Regions from separate parts of the Homo sapiens genome. Here all the other regions are linked to region 1. A link is a loop called in an ENCODE intact Hi-C map of the cell type or tissue named here. Cell type or tissue: PC-9. All regions are shown on one strand. Region 1 has its middle 100 kb from the start of TLE3. Region 2 has its middle 180 kb from the start of LINC02205. Region 3 has its middle 170 kb from the start of TLE3.

The links. Hi-C counts contacts between places; a loop is a spot of excess contacts. Peaks named below come from ENCODE experiments on the same cell type or tissue, not always from the same donor. Only the 100,000 strongest peaks of a DNase experiment are listed, where the experiment ranks them.
Region 2: it touches region 1 in a loop (7-fold over the local background); 6 of 110 quality-filtered maps call a loop at or near these places.
Region 3: a loop joins it to region 1, with 11 times the contacts of the local background. A loop is called at or near these places in 5 of 110 quality-filtered maps.

Annotation. Positions count from the first base shown.
Region 1 is chr15:70,193,692-70,201,691 of GRCh38, reverse strand. No RefSeq gene overlaps it. Among named protein-coding and RNA genes, the nearest start is that of TLE3, 100 kb to the right of the region's middle. RefSeq lists enhancers at 4,559-4,618, 4,689-4,968, 4,765-5,548. In PC-9, no CTCF peak of the experiment used is centred here; DNase peaks (open chromatin) are centred at 3,721, 4,871 and 5,731; H3K4me3 peaks cover 617 bases; H3K27ac peaks cover 3,254 bases.
Region 2 is chr15:70,319,621-70,327,620 of GRCh38, reverse strand. No RefSeq gene overlaps it. Among named protein-coding and RNA genes, the nearest start is that of LINC02205, 180 kb to the left of the region's middle. RefSeq lists an enhancer at 4,147-4,666. In PC-9, no CTCF peak of the experiment used is centred here; a DNase peak (open chromatin) is centred at 3,240; H3K27ac peaks cover 2,224 bases.
Region 3 is chr15:70,262,414-70,270,413 of GRCh38, reverse strand. No RefSeq gene overlaps it. Among named protein-coding and RNA genes, the nearest start is that of TLE3, 170 kb to the right of the region's middle. RefSeq lists enhancers at 719-1,397, 1,385-1,434, 3,113-3,766, 7,567-7,716, 7,757-7,826. In PC-9, a CTCF peak has its summit at 4,640 (motif pointing right); DNase peaks (open chromatin) are centred at 333, 1,373, 2,273, 3,433 and 1 weaker place; H3K27ac peaks cover 3,802 bases.

The DNA.
Region 1 (8,000 bases):
ATTAATTTTTTTAAATTGCCCTGTGTGCAGGCCAACATTGTTTAGCCGAGCAAAACGCACACACACACACACACACACACACACCTGTGGGTCGGGTTTGGGCCGTGTGCCATGGCTTTGCATAGAGTTTGCAAACTCATAGCACCTGGGCCAAACCCAACCCGCAGGTGTGTGTGTGTGTGTTTGGAGTTGGGATGGGAAGGAGGATGGAGTTGGGATGGGAAGTCATGGGAAAAGGTACTAAAAAGAACAAGCAAAGAGCTTCTCTGGTTACTACTGGGGTGAGTGGGCACCAAAGAGGGCCACCAGATTCCTCCTGCTACTAATGGTTTCTCTGCAGTCTATTTCCAGAAGAGCTGTAATCGGGTTCCCAACAACCTATGATTTACATCCCGGCCGGTGTAAAAGATATTGTGCGGAGTCTTCCGAGTGTGCTCTGTGTGTTTGTATAAATCTCCCTACTCAAAATATCTCCCACAGTTGACTGACAGCCCATGTAATTTAGCAGAAGGCTAAAAATTAAAATCTTCGAGCCTGCTGAGGGAGTGAAAGAATACAGTAACACTACGGTGCCGCCCCCTCGCCCAGGCCCAGGCTCGGCAGATGCCAGGGCTGTTCATTTTGGAGACGGAACAAAATATTTGTATTTAGATTTATTAAGTCATTATTCCACCATTTGTTCCAATGCGCTTTATTAAAACCAGATCTCATCTCTGTTTTGAAAGTATTACCTGATTTACATAAGCCGATCCCAGCCCTAATTATGGCTTCCTTTGGTGTCTTTTCATTCCGGGGGAGGCTTGCTCTCCCCCTCCTGTTTTTTGTCGCCTGCCTTTATGGCCCATATGTCTGCCTTGAGATAGCAAGCATCTTCAGCCTATAAATAGACAGTTCAGAACAGCCCTGCTGCCAGTTATCTGTCCACACATCAACATTACCATAATTGCAACAGTGAATGTGTAATCTCTCTAATCACACGTTCCAGTCGGAAAACTGGATTGGGTTTCATAAATTGTATAATTTGAGGCTTTCCTGAGCTAACCACTGGGCGGGCAGCCTGCTGTGGGCTTGTCTGTGCCCCTCAGCCTGGCCAGGCCTGCCCAGGGCGGTGTGGTGGCACACAGCTGAGGCGGGCGCTTGGCTGTGGATAACGGCAGTGCCACCCTCTCTCCTAGGCGAGGCTGCCTGGGGAATATGAGAAGAACAACTTTTTGAGGACTATTGTGAGCCAGGCAGTTTGTACATGCTCTCCTCTTTTAATTTTCATTCTGTTAGCCTTTTGTGGAAAATGCCATAAATATTTCCATTATACAGAGGAAGACATGAAGGCTCAGAGAGGTTAAGTGAGGTTCCAAGGGTCACACAGCAAGTAGCTGCGACCCAAACTCAGGTCTGAGATGCCACATGCCACGCCCTTAACCACAGCTTTCATCTACAACATGGCACCGTTGAAGGCTTCAGTAGATTTAATTTTTTCGTTTCTCCAAAATAATTGCATTTCTGTCATTTTAGCCAATTCTCAAAACCAACCAAGAGGATGTCTTTGTAGATAACAAAATTGAGACTCAGAGAGGTCAAGTATGCTGTCCAGGGTCACACAGCTCATGAAAGTAGAACTTGGATTCAATCCAGGGCCGACTGCCACGCCTGTGTCTGCCCTTCCTGACGCCTCCACAGCCCGGGGGCTCTCTGGGGGTCCTTCTCTTGGTTTCAGAGCCTTCGTTTTCTTTGTCAGCCTCTCAGAAGGCTGCCGTAATTGCACTAGTGTCAGCGGGCAGAGCCCTGGGGGAAAGTGGGGAGGGGAGAGGGGCCGGCCTCTGCCAGCTTCAGCAGAACCCCTGAGACAGCTCTCCCTTAGCCCGGTAGGGACTCCAGAAAACCACCTCTGAGGACCATCGGGGAGCTGCTGGGGAAAGAGCTGCTGTTGTTTTGCATTACAAACTTCCTCGGGGCAATGTTATTCATGCTGAAGGTCCCCTGAGTGGCTGATGACACCCTCATAGATGGGCTGGTCCCCACAGACGAAGCTTCTGCTTCAGCTCTGCCCGGTAATTGCCAAGGCTTGCAAAATTTGAGAGTCTGTTAGCTGTTTTAAATTGAGTGCTAATCAGATGATGACGTTGTTACCAGGACAGTCTCTCAGGTCTCTCTTTCTCAGAAGGAACCATCTAATCCAACTCCCTTATTTTTTCCAGAGGAGGAAAATGACCCTGAGAAAAAGGAAGAGACTTGCCCAGGGTTGTAACTAACCCTGAGTTCTTTTTTGCAAGGGGTATTGGGCTGCACGTGTGCATGTACATACACACCTCTTCCCACTCTCATCTCTATATGAATTGACTGGGCCTCCTGGCTCCTTCCTCCCGGTTTTGAAGCACTCCCTGCCAGTGTTCTGGATGGGAGACTGGGGACCAGAGCTCCTCTCCTCTGCCCCATTCCCAGAGTGCCAGAAAACTTCATTCTCACATGGTTGTCACTGCTCCTGATCCACGAAGTGACCTGGGGCTTTACCGGGTATCACAGCCTGGTCTGGGCCATGGAGAAGGGGACAATCAGGGTACCCTTTCATTTCTCCCACACAAGGCCTCTGAGCCCCAAAGACAGTCCCAGAAACAACTGGGCTAAGTGGGGTGAGACCTCCCAACAGGAACTGCCCAGGGGATCCCATGGGAGCAAACTAGACCGGTGCTACTAAAAGTGTGGTCCACAGACCAATCAGCTGCATCGGCATCACCTGGGAACTAGTTTGAAATGCAAACTCACAGGCCCTACACCCAACCAACTGAATCATAATCCCTGGGGGAATATGGGGGAGACTCTGTTTCAATGGACCCCTTGGGGTTTTGGATGCACGCCTGGGTTTGAGAATGACAGTCTGGATCCAGCCCACCCCTGAATATCCTCCCCAGATGTGGAAGTCTTGAGGCTATGGATCCCAAAAGTGTGATGGCTTGGCCTAAAACAGAGGATGTCGGGAAAATAGAAAGCTCTGGTACCCTCCCTCTCAGCTGCACAGCCTCACCTCCCACACTCCTCACCGCAGTTTCCAGCTCCATGCACACAAGACCCCTCCCTGTTCCGCCATGCTCTGAGCCTAACCTGTTCCCACTGCCAGAAATGCCTGCCCCACCCCACCTCCTCCCCACCCTGATGGTTCAGCCCCAACTCATGTCTCATTTGCATCTAACCAGAGCTGCTCCTGGCCTTTTCCAACCAGAATTCCTTTCTCCCTCCTGAGAGCTTCAGTAGCACTTTAAAAATAATACTCCTCGAGCAAAACTCTATTGCCTGTGTTCTCTGAGCAGTGCATGGGTCTTCTCTGTACTCTTGAGTTCCTAGAGGCTCCACCACTTCTAACAATGCCTGGCCACAGTAGGTACGCAATGCGTGCATGTGTGTGTGTGTGTGTGCGTGTGTGTATTGAACTCCAATTGCACTGACCGCAGGGTCCCCAAGGATCAGGGTCTGTGGCAAACTATGTGTTTGTTCCAGACCCACAGCAGATGTCATCATTTCACAACCAGCAAGGGCGCCAGGCTCCCTTCACCTTTCCTCCCCGGGGCCCTTACAGGTTGACCTCAGGGTTATCTCTCAGGTCACGTCAGGGAGCCCTGGCTCACCTTTCCTCCGCTGGTTTCCCCTAACACACACCCATGCCAGCCTCTGGCCAACCCCACCCTGTTGAGACACGTCAGGCTGGGCCCAGTGCCTGAGGCACACCTGGGGGCAGCTGTGCTCAGTCCAGGAAGACGCCTGTGGTGTGACCTCCTGCATCACTCCTGACCCAGATCCGTAGAGCTTGTCCAGGGTGCTCACACAGCTCTCCTCTGGGCCCCACACAAAGTCTGCCCCTTCCAGGAAGCCTTCCTTGGTGCTCTGACCTAGGAAGCAGGAGATGTGGGTTCTCTCACACGCCCCTTTCCCACATCCCAGCAGGCTCATGCCCAGATCCTCCGTGCCTCAGGACTACAGAAGCTTCCTTAGTCACAAGCAGGGAGACTCACCTGCCTGAAGGCAGCAAGTTGGCCCCATGGGCTGCTAGCTCCACATCCAGAAACAAACTTTATGAAGTCGGATCTTATTCCGACTCCCACCTACCCCCACTGACCCCCACTTCTCTGAGTCCTGCTCACTGGCGGGAGTGGGGTGCTCACCTCATTTGCTCCCTGCTGCCTCAGGGAGCTTGCACGTGCTCTTCCCTCTGCCAGCAATCCCCTTTCCCTAAGCATTTCAAACACAGTACTGGGAACTAGTGGCGAGTGCAGCAGATGCAGGGACTTGGCTGGGAGTGGGATGGAGAAGGAGGACAATTGTGCGATGAAATGGCAGGACATGGGAAAATACAAAATAATAAACATCAAAAGTGCTGTCACTAATCTGCTGGGTGACTTTGAGTGAGTCCTTTTCCCATCCTGGGCCTGAGAGATAAAAGGCTTGAATTCCGTATTGCCACAGCATCATGCTCCAATCATGAGAAATAACTCAGTGATGCGTGTGTGGAGGGGGAGGGCCCGTGCATATGTGATAGAGAGAGAGAGGTGGGGGGGATTCCTCCAAGCACACATGGGCCCATTTAACCAGATTCTGCTTCACCTTCTTTTCTTTAATCCCCAGAGATGTGGCTTGCTCAGTGAACTGCCACTAAGTGCTCCCTAGGCACCCACTGGTGTCAGGTCCTCTGCTGGGGCCTACAGACGGGTCCCTTCCTTGAAGGGCTCATGCCTGACGATCATTAGCAAAGCCTTCCTGTGTCTAAAGGATCGCTTACTCCCTGTTTGCTCAGAGCTCAGGAGGCACAGCCTCACTAGAAGGTTTGGAAAGCACCCTGCGGTGGAAGGTACGTCACTGGCATGCAAATTGGGAGGCTTAGATGGCAGATAAAAGATTGGTTTGTGTCACAGGCAACGCCAGCCAGAGTGGTGTCTTGTTACGGTGTCTCTGGGCTGGACTCGGTGCCCCTGGAATGTGAACGAGATGCGCGGGGAGGTTTCCTGTTGATTCTTGTCCTGGCAGAGTGGTCCACTGGCTTAGCTGCTTCTCAAGTTGCACAACACCTGGGCCTCCCAGCGGGTGCTGCTGGTGCTGGAGGGGAGAGAAGCCTCCGCCTGCAGGGCCAGTGCCCTCCTCTGCCCACTGCCCGAGGTGAAAGGTGGATTCCAGGCCAGGCCCGGGTCGGGAGGTGACCCCAGCTCCTCCCCAGGAACTCTCCCTGGGAGGGGCCTGGTTGCTCTGAAGGGCACACGGCAGGGATGACACTGGCTAAGGGGGGAACAGTGGCAGGCCAGGGGAGGAGGGGGCCGGGCTGCTGTCCCTTCCTCAGGGGAAGGCTTGGAGCAGAGCCATTAGCCTGCCTGAATCCTATTATATGCAGGGCAACCTGTGAAGACCTTTCCCGTATTCCCTGTTGGCCTCACCATGTAACTGAGAGGAAAGGTGAGGACATGGGAGATGAAGTGACTTGCCCTGGGATTGTTTTTTTCCAAAGTTCAGGGATCTGACCTCTAATCCAATGTCCTGTCTGAAGGGCTGTTTGCCTGGTTGGAGCTCCCCAGAAGCCGGCAAGAGGCAAATATGCATCAGTTCAGCAGGGCGAGGGGCAGCCCGGGCTACCATGGCCCATTTAGAGGGCTCAGCTAACTTCAGGGTGTCCTGAGGCCACCAGCCTGGCTGGGAATACTCTCCTGCCTTCCTTCCAGCCTTCAGTGGGAGCTGCGTCCAGCTGGGCAGTGACTCAGCAGCCCTCATTCCCACGTGTGTGGGAGAGCAGGCCTCTCTCCCGGCTGTCGGCTTGGCTCCGTTGGCCTGTCTGGGGGTGCCCCAGCAGTCAGCCTGCCATCAGCAAGGCCCTGGGGCTCAGGCCAGGCTTCCCACAGCTCAATCACAGAGTTTGCTTTCTTTCCAGCCCTCCAGCCTTTCCCCCTGAGACTGGAGGGCCACTTCTAAGTTCCTCTGGCCACCTCAACCGTCCACTCAGCCAGGGAGCCAGGCTGTGGGTGACTTCCTCAGCACTGTCCCAGAAACCCTGTGCTGTCCTCAGAAGCAGCCCACCTCCCAGAGCAAATAGCTTGTTTGCCAGGCTCACGGGCCTCCCCGCCTGCTCAGAGTGCGTCCTGTGGTGCATGAAGAGAAGGAACTAGGCAAAACCCAGGCAAGAAAACGAGGGAGGGAAGTGGATCTTGGCTGGACCTTTAACAGGATGTATGGGAGGGTGAGCTACGGTGAGACTGTGCAGGTAGGGCACTAGCCCATCTGCTCACGACCAAGAAAAACATCACCCCACATGCCCTGGCTCCAACCCCAGGGATGGCGGGCTGGCGGCATTGGCATAGCTGTGGAAGCTTGAGCAAGGCTCGTAAATTCTCAGATCCCGTTTCACCATCTGTAAAATGGGCATGCTAATGCCTGTCAGCCAGGTTTGCTCTACACAACACATACAACCCTTTTTCTAAAGGGCTTGGTGGAAGGCCTGCTCCAACATGTTTCAGACATGGATATTGCTTTCCATCCTATGTGTGAGTCCAACAAGATTTGTGCAATCTTTTATTGGTCTCATTTCACGCTCATCATCCTGGGACCCTGTGGGAAAGGACCCATGAGGGACCTTGCAAATGCTGCCAGGCACTGCAAGTGCTGGCCACTGCTGCTGGTCCTCCCAGCAGCTCTCAGGGAAGCAGGGCAAGTGAGGAGCCTGGGTTGGAAACAAGAAATACTTTGCTGGCAGTCATTCCATAAGTTAAGACAACTACAGAAACTTTTATGGAGTACCAAGTATGTGTCAGTCACTGAGAGAGACACTTAGGGACACTGAGGTGCCTAAGACATGGTCCCTGCCAAAAACAGGCCTATGTGGCAGAGGAAGGAAGGAAAGAGGAGGGAACATGCAAACAACCTCCATCCCAGATAGGCGAAAAGTAGGCTGCGCATGAGGTATAGACACCTCGCCTGGGAAATCCCAATGCAGCGAGAAATCAGGGCTGCTCCAGGGGAACAGAAAAGGCTGCACGGAGAAGGAGCAGGAGTTTGCAGGGTGGAGAAGGGAGAGACAGGCCCCAGGGGCTCCAGTAGGGAGCACGTGCCTGGACTGACCAGGGGACGGGGTCTCTCCTAGAAGACCCAGATGTGCTGAGGCTCCTCCATGCCAGCACATTTGGCTCCACAGGTATTGCAAGACCCCCATGGGGTGTCGAGACACATCCTATGACCTAGATCTCTGCCTTCCAGGAACTGGTTGGGTGAGATGAGACTCATCCTGGGCATACGTAGAGAGCAATTTTTACCAGCATGTCTCCAACTGCAGGTGTGGCCTATGACATCTGATGTCACTTCCCTCCTCAGGTGGCCCTGCCAGCCCCTCTGCAAAAGGGGGCATAGGCACACAATTTTGCACATCGTTTCCAGGGGCTCAAGGATGTCCCTCACCAGCCCATCTCCTTTGAGGAACCCTCAATGTGATTCAACTCCGGGGTTTTGCAGATGAGGAAACTGAGGCAGAGAAAGAATGTGCCTTGCCGAAGGTGTGTGGTGAGTCAGGACGGAATAGGCCTAGACTTTTGGCTTCTGACCCAGAGTTCTCCCATTGGTGCCTGCTGCGGCCACCTCCTCAATCTGTGCCTCTGCCCAGCTGCAGTTTTCGGCATCCTGCCTCATGACAGAGGGGACAGCATGCACTTTCTATCCATCTCAGCCATAGCCTCTTCCCAACCTGTAGCTCCCCTCTTGGTGAAACTGCCTTTGCGCTTTCTTCCCACGTGCACGGTCCGGCTGGTTCTCTGCATCCTGGTGTCCCATCTCTGGGAAAGACTCCACCGTGCCCACACTCACTCAAGTTGCACAGGGACGTCTTTCTCCCCTTCTCCCCCTGCTCCCCCTCTATAGCCAACTCCTAGCTGGACTGGCCTCTCGCTCAAACCCAGTCCTTACTGTTTATCAACAGGAATCCAGGCCCTCTTCACCTCTTGCTGTGGCCATTATCACAGCCAGAAAAATATTTCTAAAGCACATGA
Region 2 (8,000 bases), 130 kb before region 1:
CTTTCTTTTTCTTTCTTTCTTTCTTCTTTTTCTTTCTTTCTTTCCTTCTTTCTCTCTCCCCTTCCTTCTTTCCTCCCTCCCTCCCTCCTTCTCTCTCTCTCTCTTTCTTTCTCTCTCTTTTCTTTCTTTCTCTTTCCCTCCCCACTCCCTTCCTTCCTTCCTTCATTTGTTCGTTCGTTTGTTCCTTCCTTCCTTCCTTTCTTTTCCTATAACTACTTTAGATTTTATTCCTGCCACTTGTAACTGAAAGAGAGCCAAGTAATATGTGTCTCACTCAATTTTGCATCTCTAGCACACCCAGCACACAGGAGCATGCATGTTCAATGAATGTTTGAGTGTCTTTAGAAAGAAATAAAGTTGCCAGGCACGGTGGCTCATGCCTGTAATTCCAGCACTTTGGGAGGCCAAGGCAGGTGGATCACCTGAGGTCAGGAGTTCGAGACCAGCCTGACTAACATGGAGAAACCCCGTCTCTTCTAAAAATACAAAATTAGCCAGGCATGGTGGTGCATGCCTGTAATCCTAGCTACTCAGGAGGCTGAGGCAGGAGAATCGCTTGAACCCGGGAGATGGAGGTTGCGGTGAGCCGAGATAGTGCCATTTCACTCCAGCCTGGGCAACAAGAGTGAAACTCAGTCACAAAAAAAAAAAAAAAAGAAAAAGAAAAGAAAAGAAAAAAATAAAGTTGGGGTGAATGAAGAAAGTGCGTTGTTGGGCATTTATCAGCTCTCTGTGTCGGGCACTTTATATAAATTATTTCAGTCATTATAGCACTGCAGTATTAGGACTACGATCTCCACTTGAAGTTTACATAAAATAAGGAAGAAAGAGCTCCCGGTGAAAGTCCAGACCTTCAGATGTGGGATGGAGCCTTTGAGTCAGTCTCTCTCTGACACCTCAGAAGCTGGTCCATCGGATGTCTGCTCCTCACAGTGGCCTTTGTGTGCTGGCCCCTGGCCTTCTGCGGGAGCCCAGACCAGAGTTGTGGGGCTCTCTGTACCACATCCATGCTTCCCCTTGGATGTCAGGAGGAGGTCTCTTACCAGGGGCTGAACACTGCAAACATAGAAGTGAGTTCTCAGGTCCCCGACTTCCCCTCATCCACTTCTCTCCATGATCCTGTGTCCTTTCTCATTGCTTGACCTAGTCCACACCAGCTCCACCAAATTCACATCCCAAATTTCTGTTGCTCAGTGGATCCAAGATCAGGCCAAAGTGAAATTCGTTGGGTGCAGCTGTGGGTCCCTGGAGTCCAGAAGTTTCATGGTGTGAGAGGGAGGCCACTGTTGGTAGAACAGGATGGGGGTCCTGAAGTTGTATCTGAGCTCTGTATTTGCATTTTCACCACAACTTAAATGACCTCAAATGACAGGGTAGGAAAGACCTCAAAAATCATCTAAAGAAGCACAACCTGGAGTGCTTCCTGACATTCCCTGACCCCGGCTCCCAAACTTGAGAGAGACAGTGCTGATCACTCAAAGCACTTCTTCCTGCTGAGCTCAGATACACTTTCAGATCTTTCCCACGCAGCGCTGTGGGCTGCCCCATCAGTCACTGGGAGGTGGCTCACAAAAAAAAGTACTTGTCCTCAGACCTGGTTCAAGACCCTCATTTTTTGCTATTGTGAAAATAGAGATCCAGAAGGGTGAAAGGACTTGTCCAAGGTCGTGCAGCCCAGCTGGAACTTGAAAACATACCTTTTGATTCTCTTAAGTCTACTGTTCTTTCTTCTGAATGTGCTGACTTAGTACCATTAGTATATGGTAATATGCCAACCCAATTCAAACTCTACATATGCTTCACTGGAAAATCAATCAAGCAAATTGATAGAGCTCCGTGTTGTGGAAAGAACACTGAGCTGCGATTTTATCTCTGGTCTGGCAATAAACCAGCTGTGTGACCTTGGGTCAGTCAATTCACTTCTCTGAGTCTCAGTTTCCTCATCTGTCTAATTGTGGGGGCAGGGTGATTTTTATGATCTGTAAGGTACCTTTAAATATTAATAATCTGTGATTTCATTTGCCCAGAATTATGCCAGACATTTTTCTAGCTATAAATAGACAGAAGAGAAGACACAACCATACAATACAAGAAGCAACAAAACATTAATATAATTAATATAACTTTTAATTTATATAATTAAGGGCCAGGAGGTGTGGAACTTACTGAGGCCCTCTGGGAGTTAAGAGGAGGGAGTTCTGAGTGGTAGGGAGTTGTCTTTGTGGAAAGGAGAATTCAGCCTGGCCCTAGAGGATGGGTGGTAGATAGGGGACAATGGCACTGCAGGCAACAGGAGGAAAATAAAGTGGCAGCAAGGTGAGATACGCAGTGTGTGTTTAGGAACAGAACAGCCTGACTGGAGAGGAGGTGGAGGAAGTCTTAGGAATGCTTTAGGGAGTCAGAGGTGAGCATGGAGCCCAGTGTCACATGGAATGTGGAGGAGAGGTCCTATTCTCTACAGAGACCTATAGGGGAATCTTTTGTTTTGTTGAATAAAAGGTGAAAATGATAGAGATTCAACTCAAACTGGCTTAACCAAAACAGTGGATTTGTTAACTCACACAATCAAAAACCCCAGGTTAGACTTCAGCTGTAATTGGACCCAGGGGCTCAAAAAATCTCACTGGGAATGTGCCCTTCTCCGTTTGTACTTTCTTCTGTGTTGGCCTCATTCCCAACAGCCATTTCCAACTGGTGGCAAGATGGCGCCCAGCAGCTCCCAACTTACATTTTACCACTTAAGACTGGTGGAAAGAGAGCTCCTTATTCTGCCAGTTTTGTGAAAGTCCTGGGGTGGATGCTCATTGACCCAGATGTGATCTCGTTCCCATCTCTGAACCAATCACCAAGGCCACGGGCGGGATGCAAGGCCCCGATGGACCAGGCCTGAGGCACATGCTCATCCCTGGAGCCGGAGAGTGGGATCTTCCCCAGAGGAACTGGGGAAACTGAAAATGGGATGGGATGATGATTCCTAGAGAAAAATCATAGGGCCACTATCAAAAGTAGGAGTGGAGGCATCCCGGACAGGCAAACTCAGCAGATGTCCAGCACCAAGAGTATTTCATCAGGCTTCATGTGGAAGAAACTAGGCTGTGTCTTTAAGACAGAGCCAGACTAAGCAGTAATTCTGCATAGGGGAACTCAGTTACTCAACTCTAAAACCTGCTGGGCAAGGGTTCTGAGAGGCCGCAGTGAGGTGGATGGGACGACAGCCTCGGGGCAGGTCTCATCTTTCTTACATTAATACTTCTTGGAGAGACTCAGCAGCAGGGCAGGAATTTGTTAAATTACATAAACATTATTGTGACCCGTAAAATTCAATGAATCTCGGCCTGTTTACCCTCGGCTGGCTTTAATGTTTGCACAGTGTAATTTAATGTGTCAATTTGCTCTCAAATAAAAAACATCTGGCCCTCTGACATGCCAAAGAAACCGGAGAGCTGATGTTCAAAATCAGCTAAAAGTCCCAATCAGGGATGATGTTTTGAGGAAGAAAAAAAAAGGCAAGAGGCTCAGAAAAGGAAGCCAAGAGTGTTAGGATCCATTCCTGGCGGAGTGACAACCCTCTGTTTGTGAGTCTGTAAGATCAGTAAATTTTATCCTAATTAGAATTAAGAAAAGCCGAGAAGAGCACATACCATCTTTAACTGGCACCCATTGTGCAATTAAATTTCCTGTGGCTGTCCCTGCCAATATTGACATTCATGCTATTGGATTTTTAACAATCTTATTATTTTGTAATTGAGAGGAGCAAGAAGAAAATTATGCTTTTCTGTATAGATGATCTTCCCAGCTAAAGTACCGCTTCCTACAGCAGTTGGCCTGCCTAAGCTCTTTCCCTCCCTGGGGGTTGGTGGTGTTTGGGGAAGAGAAGGGGAGGGGGGACTGGCTGAGTGTGTGGTTTTCCAGTAAGATCATCTATGCGGCCTGTCTTGCTTTGGTCTCCAGTAAATAATGGTACTGCTCACTCCTGCAGACAGAGGCAGGGCTTGGCAGGCAGGTCTGAGTTGGAGGCACTGACCTACATAGAGCAGGGGACAGGGGAAACAGGTGGGGCATTGAAGGCCTTTCAGGGACACCCCTACCTGCTGCTGGTGGCTGCTCATTGATTCTGACTGCTGGGGCCTCCCCAGGAGCTGGGCAGGCCGAGGTGGCCCGAGGGACACTTTATCCATCTCCCTCTCCGGCAGCTCTCTTTCTTAGCACCCAAGGCTGGGCCAGGCTGAAGGAACCAGGGAGGGATGGTTTCCACTCCCCAGTTTCTCACCCCAGTAAATGCTTGAGACATCCTGATGAAAAAGAGTTCGGCCTGGAGCCCGGGCAGCCACCCTGCTGGAAGGAGCGGAGCCTGCTTTCCTGGCTGTGGAATGACGGGGTCAAAGCGAGTTCAGGCTTTGCTTTAATTGAGTAGAAGATAGTTCTTCCTTAAGGGAGCCCTGAAACAGTGCTTCGGCAGAGCAGAATGACTTCCCATATTGTCAGAAGGGATTAGCCTGGCTGGTTTGTAAATAAAGAGTGATCCTTCTTTCCCCTCTAGGACAAACAGATCATATTTTCTTCAGATCACCAGGGCCGGGGCTCCCTCTAATCAAGTCCTTGACATTTCAGTAAGACTCAAGGAGTTACATGTTTTCCATGATTGTGCCTTTGGTAATTACCCATTTTCCTAAACGATTGCTATTTTCCAAATTCAAAACGTTTTGAGGAAGTGGGAAAATGAAATGTCTCTCCAATGACGTGAAGATGAAGGGGAGGGACAGAGGTGGAGGTGCGGAAAGGAGCAGGTCTCTTGAGGCTGGGACAACATCATCCTAATAAGCACCACGGAACAGATCCCTGGACCACTGAGGTGCTTTCTAATCTATTCATTTTTCCATTCCTTTGGGAAACAATAGTTTCTGAAGCCCTTGCCAGGTGCCAGACGTCATGCTGGCCACCGAGGGCAGAGTAAGACCTGTTTCTGCCCACTCCAAGGAGCTCCAGTCTAATGGGAAAGACCAGCATGTAGGCTAATTACAACAACAAAACGTCTTGAAAAATAAACGTCATGGAATCCCCAAGTAAACAGCAAAACAAAACAACAAGAGAAAAATGAAACGAAACCAAACCAAAAACCAAAAGCTTTGTCTGAGTAGAACAAGGAAGTCTTCACAGAGGAGGTGATGCGGTGTCTCCCAGGATGAGTAGGAGTTGGCCACCCTAGCAAAACGGTAACAGAAATAGCTAACCCAAAATGTCTGGTGCTATTCTAAGGGCCCTACACATACGCATTCATAGAATCCTTACAATCTTATGAGGCAGATGCTTTTTTCTTTAGCTATCCTCCTGCCTTGGCCTCCCAAAGTGCAGGGACTATAGGCATGAGCCACTGCACCCAGCCCAGATGCTATTTTTACCCCAATTTTCAGATGAGGAAGCTGAAGTGCAAAGACAAGAGAAGCTTTCTGGACCAGGAAATGGCATGTGGGAAAGGACACACTCCTGGGAAAGTAGGTTGTGTTGATGGACAATGGGGAGGGGCTCCTTTGAAAGGTGTGGGGAAGTAACCTGCTCAGATTGTTTTTAGGAGAATGACAGCACAGTGGTGGAGGAGCCAGACTGAGAAGGAACAAAAGGCCAGCAACAAAAATAAGGCTCCCTTCCAACTTCCAATCACCACGTGCTCCTGTCATCTCCCTACCCCACCCTGCATCAGCTCCCAGGAAGGGAGCTGAAACTCAGGCCTGCTTCTGTGGGCACCAAAACCTGACTTAGTACGTGATCCTCCCTTCCATCCTCATCCCCATAGATGGGCATGGAGAATTAGTCCGCAGATCAAAGCCAAAGGGTGTTGTCTCATGGCACTGAGGTGGGGGTAACCCTTATGACTCCCATAGGAAGCCCTATGGAAGGGGACAAAAGCCCCCAAGGCTGAACCTACCCAGGAGAGCCAGGGCTCTGCTGTGACATACTGTGGCCACACAGAGGAAGAGTCCTTGCCTTTCTGGGTTGGCTTCTGCTTTCTTGAATGATCTTCATTTGCATCCTTTCCTCTTGAATAATCCTCCCTTCACCAAATCTATCTATCTACCTCCTGCAGCTTGTGTCCACTCCAAACACAGTTGACAAGAAGTCTTGGCAACACAGCCTAAAGAAACACTAAGCAAATTGTTCCTTGTCGTCCTGACCTTTGTAAGCCAAGAGCTCTACTTTATAACTTGGGAACGCACAAATATTTACAGTTGTAGGGAAGGGAGCCAATGGCTGCTGGAGGGTCCTAGAATTGGAAGGGAGCTGAGAGCTTGTCTAGCCCAGCCTCATATTCACTATAGGAATGCCCTCCACAGAGCCCTTGGCAGTGGTCACCCAGCCTCCCCTTCCTGGTCCCTGTGATGGGAAGGAAGGTCATCTTCCTCTGAGAAAGTGCTTTCTGTTGATCTTATCGTTGGAAAGTTTTTCTGACATTGAGCCAGAACTGCCTCCCAGTAACTTTGCCCTTGGTTTTGGATGGGTCTCTAGGGCCTCACAGCTTGGGTATCTTCTTTCCCACGACAGCACGTTAAAGGCTAGAACTCAGCCTCCCTGTCTGCCTTCCGTTGTCTGTTCTTCCTCAGTTCCTTTGTTCTTTTCTTGGGGGCCTTCATTCATTGGTCCCTCATCACTGGGGTCACCTTTCCTTGCCATGTCCAACACATCCTAGTTGGTCAATGTCTGTCTTAACATACGATACCCCCAAATTCATCACAGCACTACAGTTGAATTGCTTTCTAAGATCTGAGCCCTGTGCCATTAATTCCTCATCTCTAAAACTCAGCTTAGCTATCCAGGCCATGTAAGCCAGAGAAGAGGGAAGGAATGAAGTCTTCTTGAACCCCTGCAATGCTAGCCAAGTTCTTTCTAAACACTCAGGGCTCAGAACTGCCCCAGGAAGTAGATACTCTCCTCTTTGTTTCACATATGGAGGAACCTGGTTTTCTGACATAGAACTGAAAATAAGGAAGTAAGCAAAACAAGTCTTTAAGGACGCTGAGCAGAGGCCAGAAAGTCACCCGGAGTCTATTATTTACTCTTCCTTTACATTCATTTCTGCCAAGATTTTATTTAGTATCAGGAGAACTGATTTTAAATCCTGGCTCAGCCACTTTCTAGCTGTGTGACCTCAGGAAAGTTAGTGTCTAAGGTGACTAACCAATCCCAAATTGCCCTGGTCTGTCCTGGTTTTAAAACCGCAAATCCCATGTCCTAGGAGATCACTCCATTCTGGGCAAATTAGCACATGTTGGTCACCCTATTCAGTCAATTTTCTCTTTGTGATATCAGGATAACAGTAACCCACCTCACGAGGTTGTTATAATTTTAACTGAGATAATATATTTGGAAGACCTGGCAATGTGCCTGGCACATAGCAGATACACAATTAATGTTCTGTTTAATTTGAAAGCCTAGTTAATTATGACAAATTAGAAAGAAGTCAAAGACTGAGAGGTGGCCATGAGCAGTTTAACTGGAAAACCATTTTTAAAAACACCTAGAAACATAAACGGAGACACATAGTAGAGGGTCGTACCGTGAGGGTCTCAATGTCCTCTGTACTGTGAATATCTCACTGGAGTTCAATGAGCCATGGTAATTGTCGTCCTTGAGTGGGACTCCGCAGGACAGAGGAATAACTAAATCTTCTGCATTATACTATGTGTGATAAGGCAGGGTAAGGTGGGATACATTGTGGAGTAAGTGCCACATGAAATTTAATGAAGTCTTTAGATCTTTAAGCGTAAGTATTCAACCCTCTAACAGGATGGCAACCAACCAGCATGGCAGAGGGAAGGAGGACTGAAGAGGGTCCCAGGAGAGCCTGAGTCTGCAGTCAGCTCACTGCCTAACTATAGACAGATTGTCCTCACAGTTCCGGTCCTGTCTCCTCATCTGTGAAATGGGGAAGAGAAAGTAGACAAGGTGTTGTCTAACAGAAAGGCAACAGAGTGGGGTGGTCAAGAGCACGGATCCACCACCCACTA
Region 3 (8,000 bases), 69 kb before region 1:
CAGCAAGCTTCTACCTGAAGAGCTGGAAGCCACCAAGGAGCTCCAACACCACAGTGTGTCCTCCTAAGTCCACCGCATGCTCCTGCCGTGCACAATGCTTTGCAAACTGTAAAGAGCTCTCCAAATGCACAGCCATTAGCCTGGAGACTGGCCCCCAAAGAAATGGGCTTGGGAAGGGAAGGGACTGTGACATCCTGAGGAAAGCAGAGGTCCTTGGCATCCTGCCATGGCTGAGGGAAGTGAGCCATGCACAACTCCCTAGCTGCGTGCCGCACCTTATAGTCTGTACAGAGATCTGTCTCTGTGGCATTCATTTGAGCCTTTCTCCATCAAAAAAAGACCTCATTACTTCTGTTTGCTAATGTGAACCTGAAGCGCAGGAGAGCTGACTCACTCCAGGTCATGCATGCAGTTAGTGGCAGAACTTCAGTTTGGGCCCATGTCTGTCTCTCCTAACCACTCTGCTCTCCAGCCTGTCATTCATTCATTCTCATCCCCCACTCATCCAAGACAAATCAAGACAGATACTGAGCAGACAGTGCACGCCCTGGAGATGGGGGCACAGGGAAGACATGAGCCTGTTTTCAAATGGCTGCATGGTCCTTCACCCTAAGGACCATGTAGCCATTAGGCAGGAGAATCAGAGGCTGAGATCTGGCCCCCTTTATTTATTGTCCAGTGACCTTTGTACTGGGCTCATGGTCATTGCTCCTGACATTTGCAAAGCACTTTACTGCAGGCAAATGCTTCCACATGCAACTTGTCAGTGGAGCTGGTGGGACCTGCATCGTGTCTCTGCTTTATAGACAAAGAAGCTGCCGTTACCGTGAATTGCCCGCCGTCCTTTGGCAGAGCTAGTGGCAAAGCCAGGCTCTGAGCTGGGCCTCCTGGCTCCAAAGCCAGTTCTCCTTCCACTCCGCCGCCTCTGAACACAGAGCAACATGGGTGAAACCTTTCATGCATCTCTCTCCTTTCCCCCTTGGCTTCTGAAACACAAGTGAGCCTAGGAAGGAGAGGTGACTGCCAGCAGCCTTTTAGGAGAGACGTTCCTGTACTCAACAGTTATTAAGTGTCCACAGCATGTGAAGCACTGCCTAGCCCATCGTGACAGCTTCAGATTGACATGATATTAGAAGGCAGCCGTGACTTGGGTACCAAAGGACTGGGAACACCAGCGTCAGGTCTCCCGCTGTGGCCACTGTCCTTTCACAGCCTCTGGGAACACCCCCATGCACACCCCGACATGGGAGGGCAGTCAGCTTCTTTCCCAGGTGCGGCCCACAAGGGCGACGGGGTGGGGACGGCCCCAGGAGAGCAGAAGCCCTCGGGGCTGCAGTGTGATTAAATTCTCTGTTGTGAGAAAGTGACACTATGATCTGATTCATACCAGTAAATATGTGATTTACATTTAATTCTGAGTAACCTTTCTGGGCTCGGCGAGGTGTGAAGGAATCTGATGGGGCCAGCTCCGTGGAGAAGGAGGCGATTCATATTCATTAAGACCTCCACATTAGCCAGCTGAAGGGTGGCAGAGCCCCAGCCCGCCCTCCTCCTCATGCCTGCCGAGGTCACGGCTGCAGGGAGGCCAGCAGTCACACTGGCTGCCACCTGGGGATGGGGGTGCAGGTTAGCGGTGAGAGCTGGAGGCACCAAGAGAAAGTGGGAGGAAAATAAACAGCAGGCCCACGAGTGACACTGTCCAGGTGATGTCGGCCCTCCAGAGTTTGCTGAATGAGTCCTATTGAGCCCTCGAGGGTGGAAGAAGAGATATTGATCGAGGAGGTGGTAGCTCTGAGAAGCCCCTGCTGCTCCCTTTGTAGGACTTACAAGGCACTATAAAGCCATCTTTGCTTCATACAGGCTTGGGGCAGAGAGAGAAATGCTAAGGAAAGAGGGTTGGGGTCTCAGGACAAGGAGAGTGGTGCTCTTGGCCCCTGAGAGCACTTGTTCAGGTTTTGATGAACTGAGCTGAGGTCACCCCAGGTGCACATGGCCCGATGAGCTTGGGAAGTGAAAGAAGTGAGCTGAGATAAGGAGGCATGCATCTCCCATGGACGAGCTCCCCAGATGTCCTTGGACCCTCCACTTGCCCGTCCTCTTAATGGGAATATCTACAATGATTAATGACAACCCCAAGAGCCTGTGTTTGTGGAATGCTTGCCGGGTGCCCACTCTGTGCAAAGCCATCTTACATGCATGCTTCTACTGAGTTCTTGCAGTAGCTTTATGGAGGAGTGACTACGAGTACTTCCAGAGCATTGACGAGGATACTGACGCCCATTTTGGGCAAATGACTCACCCTAAGTCATGTACACAGTTCGTTGCAGAGCTTCTGTTTGGACACATGTCTGTCAGACTCCAGAGCCTGCTCTCCCAACCACTGTGCTCTCTGGCCCTTCATTCATTCATTCTCGTCATCCACTCACCCAAGACAAACCAAGACAGGTACTGAGTGATGGGGGCACAAAGAAGACATGGGCCTGTTTTCAGAGAGCTCTCCATGGGGGAGAGCAGGGAGACAGATCATTATCATTCAAGGTGGCAAACATCACCTGCTCTTAGTTGGGCATGGACTTCTTAGAGTGTGCTGGGGAGAGAGAGACCACTGTGTGCTGGAGGAATCAAGGAAGGCTATCTGGAGGAGACATTTTAGAGAAAGCCTTGAAGGATAGTTAGAAGTTTGTCAGGAGATAAAAGAGAGGGCCAAAAAGTATTGGGTGTGTCTAGGAAACAGCACACATTCTGGGGCACAAAGAAGATGCTCAAAGAGGAGCCATGGGAGATGAGGCTGGAGAGGAGCCATGGGAGATGAGGCTGGAGAGTGGGCCAGGTTGTCAGGAGAGCCCAGGCAGAGGGGACAGGCAGTGGGGAGCCATGGAGGGGTTTATGCAGCGAGTGGCATGTGGGTTTGCTTCAGAATTATAGCTGTGGCAGAAGCGGATCAGAGTGAGGTGCCTGGGGGACCATGGCTTGTCCAAGGGGACACTTACCCTAGCCTCTGGTAAGTCTCTGACATTGCAATTGGTTTTTATTTGGATTGAACCTCTTTTTTCAACAGAGCAGGGGCCTAAAGCTTTGCCTAGCACTTTTCTGGGCCCTTTGAGGATACAGAAGGGAAGAGAATATGACTTTTGACCTCAGGGGCCTTTCATCCCAGTTGGGCTCCGGGCTGACCCAGAAGCCATTTGGGAAGAGTGAGCCGAAGGGCCCTGGCTGGGCCTGCCTTTGTCCCACCACAAAGGAATATGTCCAGGCTGCTGCTGATGATGTGGGGGTCATTATCTTAGAGAAGGCACTGTGAAGATGTGAAAACAAAAGGGAGGGTGTGGAGTGAGAGAGGAGGGAGTCCAGAACAGCCCTCTAAGCAACACCCACGTCTAGGAGGAAGCTGAGCTGCCCACAATCAGGGAGGAGAGCGGTGACGCCTGGGTGTCCAGCAGCTGAGGCCAGAAAGTGTGTCAAGGAGGAGGAAGTGTCGGCAGTGCCAGGCCGGGTCCATAGCCCACGTGCGATGGGGGAGGAAGGGCGTCCGCTAGATTTGGCAACAAGGAGGTCAGAGGCAGCTGTCAGAGGCCAGCCTCAGCGGCCTGGAGGGGGCCGCAGCCAGACTGAGGGAGGTGGGAGGTGAGGAAGTGGGAAACACTTGTGTAGATGCCCCCAGGTGAGAGGTTTGGCTGTGAAAGAAAAGCGGGGGTGGGACCACAGCGGGAAGGGGTCAGGAAGCCAAGAAAGGGATGCTTTCCAGAAGAGGCTGAACTTGTGGCAACACTGTTGGCCAGGAGCCACGAGAGAGGGAGGGAGCTTGGGGATGCAGCAGATAGGGGCTGATGGAAGGAGCGGTCTCTGAGGGTTAGGGAAACTGCTGCGGTGGAGACAGGGAGGAGGGCGGAAGGCGGGCGTGGGCGCAGCCGTCAGTCCACAGGTTGGGTGGCAGGACCCGAGGGCCTCTGGAGTCGTGCTGTGGAGGGTGCTGAGTCTGGGCGGCTGGGCCTGTGTGGAAGGTCATGGTGGGCCTCCAGCTATACCACTGTTGCCTTCTGCCTTTCTCAATTCACCCCTCACTCTCCTCTCCTTCTCCTGCCCCCGCCTCACATCCTGGAGAGGACAAGAAGATGTAAGGGCCTTCACCTGGTGCCCCTTGGCCTCACGGTGCTGGTGACACTGGCAGAGATGGAGAGGGGAAGCAAGGAAGCCCTGAGAAGGCTGCTGCCTGGGAGGAAGACGCCAGAGCTGCAGTGTTAACCTTGTGGGGGAGCAGGGGGTGGTGGGGGGATGAGAGCCGGTGAGGGAGTCAGGAAGCTGACGGTGTGGGGAGTAAGGAGAGTGCCTGGGTTCACTGCGCATAGGCTTGGGCAGGCTGGAGGAAGGAGCTGTGGAGAAAAGCCACAGAAAATAATTTCTCCACAGGTCCGTGGGCCCCGTGGTCCAAGGTAGAGCCAGTTTCCTCTGCAGGGAGTTTTCAGCGAGCGAGAAGAGAGGAGGAATATAGAAGACAGACTGGCCTTTCATCTGGGCTTGACATCTGCCATGCAAATTGTCACAGAATGATGATGTGGCTGAACCGGTGGCCAGATGGTCATCGTCCTCAGTGGCTGGTCATGGAGCACCCAGAGAATTGCCAGAGGGTGTCACTGCATCCCCCAGCAGGTGGAGCAACCCTCCTCCTGCCCATCTTCCTTCTCCATTCTCCAGAATGAGGCCTCTCTCCTCCAACAGGTGACAGTCACTAAGGCACGAGCCCTAGTGGGACAAAAGCATCCCCATGTGCAGGGGGCAGGGCTGGGCCTCGGGGTCAGCCAACTGGAGTCTGGCTTGGCGCTGCCCTCTGGCTTTAGCTGTTTCTGTATCCACCTCCCGTGGTGCGCTTCTTAGCCCCCTAGGTGCTGGGTCCCCAAGCCCCCTGCTCCCTCCAGGAAAGGGCTGCTGTGGTCCCCATGGGCAATTCAGTTCCTGTCTGTCTTCTTCCTTTCATAATATACACTGGGGAGAGGGGGCTGAGGTCGGGGGTGAGGACAAAGGTGGGGAGACTCATTTAGTTTTCATGAAAGTTCTACTCTCTTGGAACACTTTTGGGGGCTTGGCTGGCCTCCAGGAAGACAGAGGCAGGCAGGCCTGTTGGAGAAGGTTGTCCAGTGTGTGCACTGCTCAAAGGCACCTGGTGGGGGCTGGGTCAAGTGGGACCTGAAACCCACCCTAGGCCCACTGGTCAAGCCCTGGTATGGGCTGTGTCTGCCCAGAGGAGGAGCCTTTTCTAATTCACACGAAGGCGTTGTATAGGCTGGCTGACTCCTCCAAAGGTTGGAGCGTGTGCCTGGGAAGCTCCACACACCTATCCTCAGCCAGGTGGGTCAAGGGGACCTCCAGGTCAAAGGCCTGTAACAAGAACCTTCTGGCAACCTGCATATGCAGCTCAAGTGGCCAGAGGAGGGCTGGGAATTGGAGGATTTCCAACCTATAGGTCCCTTGGAGAGGTCAGGGTGGAGCGTGGGGTGGAGTGAGGGTGGGGCAGGAGCCGGCGTTGGGGAGGACCTAGGAGTGTAGGTTCGTGGCCAGGATAGGAGGAGTGAACAGAACAGAGATGACAGCACTGGCTGGGGAGTGCTGGGCCTGGCTCCTGCACTCCTGGGACACTCCTGGGAGACTCTTGGCAAGTTGCTTTTCCTCCCTGTGCCTCAGTTTCTTCATCTGACAAATCTAGAGGGAGGGAATAGACCAGGGCAATGACATGCATTTAGTCACAGGAGACAGAGTTGGGTCTGCAACTTTGACATGTCCTGGGGTCTGGGCTTGGATTTCAGTCGCCCTCCCTCCCGCCTACCCACCATCTCTCTCTTTCCTGAAAGGAAGGGAAACAAACCAGAAAGGGATCTGCCTCCTTTGCGGCGGGGTTTCGGGTGGGGGCGGTGGGGGGGTTCCGTTTCCATCAGCCCCTGGAGGAGCAAGAGGAACAGGAAAATTACAGTATCAGCATGGAAACTACAATTGGAGGCGTCTGATTCACCAGGGAGGGTGACTCGTTCCTCTTTTTTTATTTTTAGTCGCTATTATGTCGGCAAGGAGGCCTGTGCTCATTAACCTGTATTGCCAGAGCAGAGACTGCGAAACCGCTGGTGAATAAACCTGCCCCAGCTGCCCCCTCTGCTCCCATCAGTTATTTATAGCCTGCCTTCCCTCTGGTGAATTAATTAACTTGTACTTGAGGCCTTGGACAGTATTGTGTTTAGTTGGATGTCTGTGTGGAGGCCAGTGCTGGAAGCGGGTAGCAGGAGTGGAGTAGGCTGGAAGGCGGGGCTGCTGGCTGCCCCCAGCCCTGCAGTCAATCTTCCTCACTCCAGCTCTGAGCTCCCCCGCAAGCCACTCCCATGCATGGCAGAGGAGGATTGAGGGGTCACTTGTACCGCAGCTTCACTGCTTAGAGCCTTGGAGCTTTGGGATTTTAAAAGCCAGTTTGACAACGTACTAGGACAAAAAAAAAAAAAAAAAGTACATCCTTTCCTCTCAGCAGGAAAGCAAGGGCCCAAGAGGTAAAGCTCCAAAAATCTCTGGGCCAGAGCAACGCAGGCTGAAAGCTGTATCCCACAGGCAGGGGTTCCCTGGAGGGCTGGGAGGAGAGATGAGGCTGGAGGACGTTTCCAGAAAAGGCAGGGAGAAGCGGGGTGCATCAGCATGGACTTCAAGTCTGTGAGAAATGCCCAGGACCTCAAACCCAGCCTCCTCAAGTGAGAGGCAGCATCTTGTTCAACCATTCATTAATTAATTGGTTCATTTCTTCATTCAATAGCATTTGTAAACTCCCCAGTGTGTAGATGAATGCTGAGCTAGATTGTCCCTGCACTTGTCGCAAACCTTCTTTGTCTGCTTGTACACACCCCTCTACACTCCCTGTCTAGTAGGGAGCCAGTGTCTAGCCAGTGAGGATAACGTCCACTGATTGGTCGCCTCTGTATTGCCAGAAGCACCTAGCCCAATGCTGGGCACATGGTAGGATTCAGTTATCGTTTGGGGACTTCCTTGTCTCAGGTTTCCTAAGGAGACAAGGACTATAAGCAATGCCAGCCACCACCTCCCCCAACTCCCCATCAGCATCCCCAAGGCTGCCCTAAACACACACAGTCCATATAGAAATGGAGTCCTGGCCTTGTCAATGCAACATCGATGCCAGTCCCCTAGGAGCCCCCATCTCCTACCCCCAGATGGCCTCTCCTGTATCCCAGAGCCCTCTCCCCTATCCAAGCTAGATCCCAGGTTCTGACCTCCAGTGCAGGCTTCTGGACAAGGGCACCCCTGGGGGTCATCTCTTGTCACTGCTCACAAGCCCCACCCAAGCCCAAGGCCCCAGACACCCACTGTCCAGGCTCACAACCACTTGCTCCCAAAGCAGGCAGCTGGCCAGGCGCTGGTCATGTGGAGGGGCTACTCTTGGAGTCACATGTCTCCTGACAGAAGTGGACATCCTGCTTCCTTTCTCCCCTGGCAGTGCTGACTCCTAGAGGAAGGGGATTGAAAGGGGCTAAGCCTTGGACTTCACCCATGAAATTCAGCGCATTTACTTTTCAGGCCTCTTTGCACCACTGCTCACCAGGTGCTCACAGCCAGCAAGTGCCAGGCAGCCTGATTGTTGCTCTGGGGCTCCGTCCTGCACCCCGGAAGTGGCCTTCTGGGGTAGGCTTGTGACCCAGCCCTCCACACCAGCCTGGAAAGTTTGGAGGTCGGGCTCCCACCCTCTCTCAGCACCTTGAATGACCTTGCTGAGTATTGATGATGAGTTCTCATCAGCACTAGTGATAATATGAAAATCACTATAATTAGAGCTGGCAGGTTGGTCTTGCTCTGCATTAGAGATGATGTGAATTGCTTATAGGGGAATTCCCCACCCCCAAGTCCCACCCCACCTGGGAGAAGAGCTTCACACCCCAGACCTGGCTCTCTCCAGCTCTCCAGTCTCCCCTGGGCCCCCGGGGCCAAGGCCAAAGTTCTCTGGGCACAGTTTTGTGCCCAAA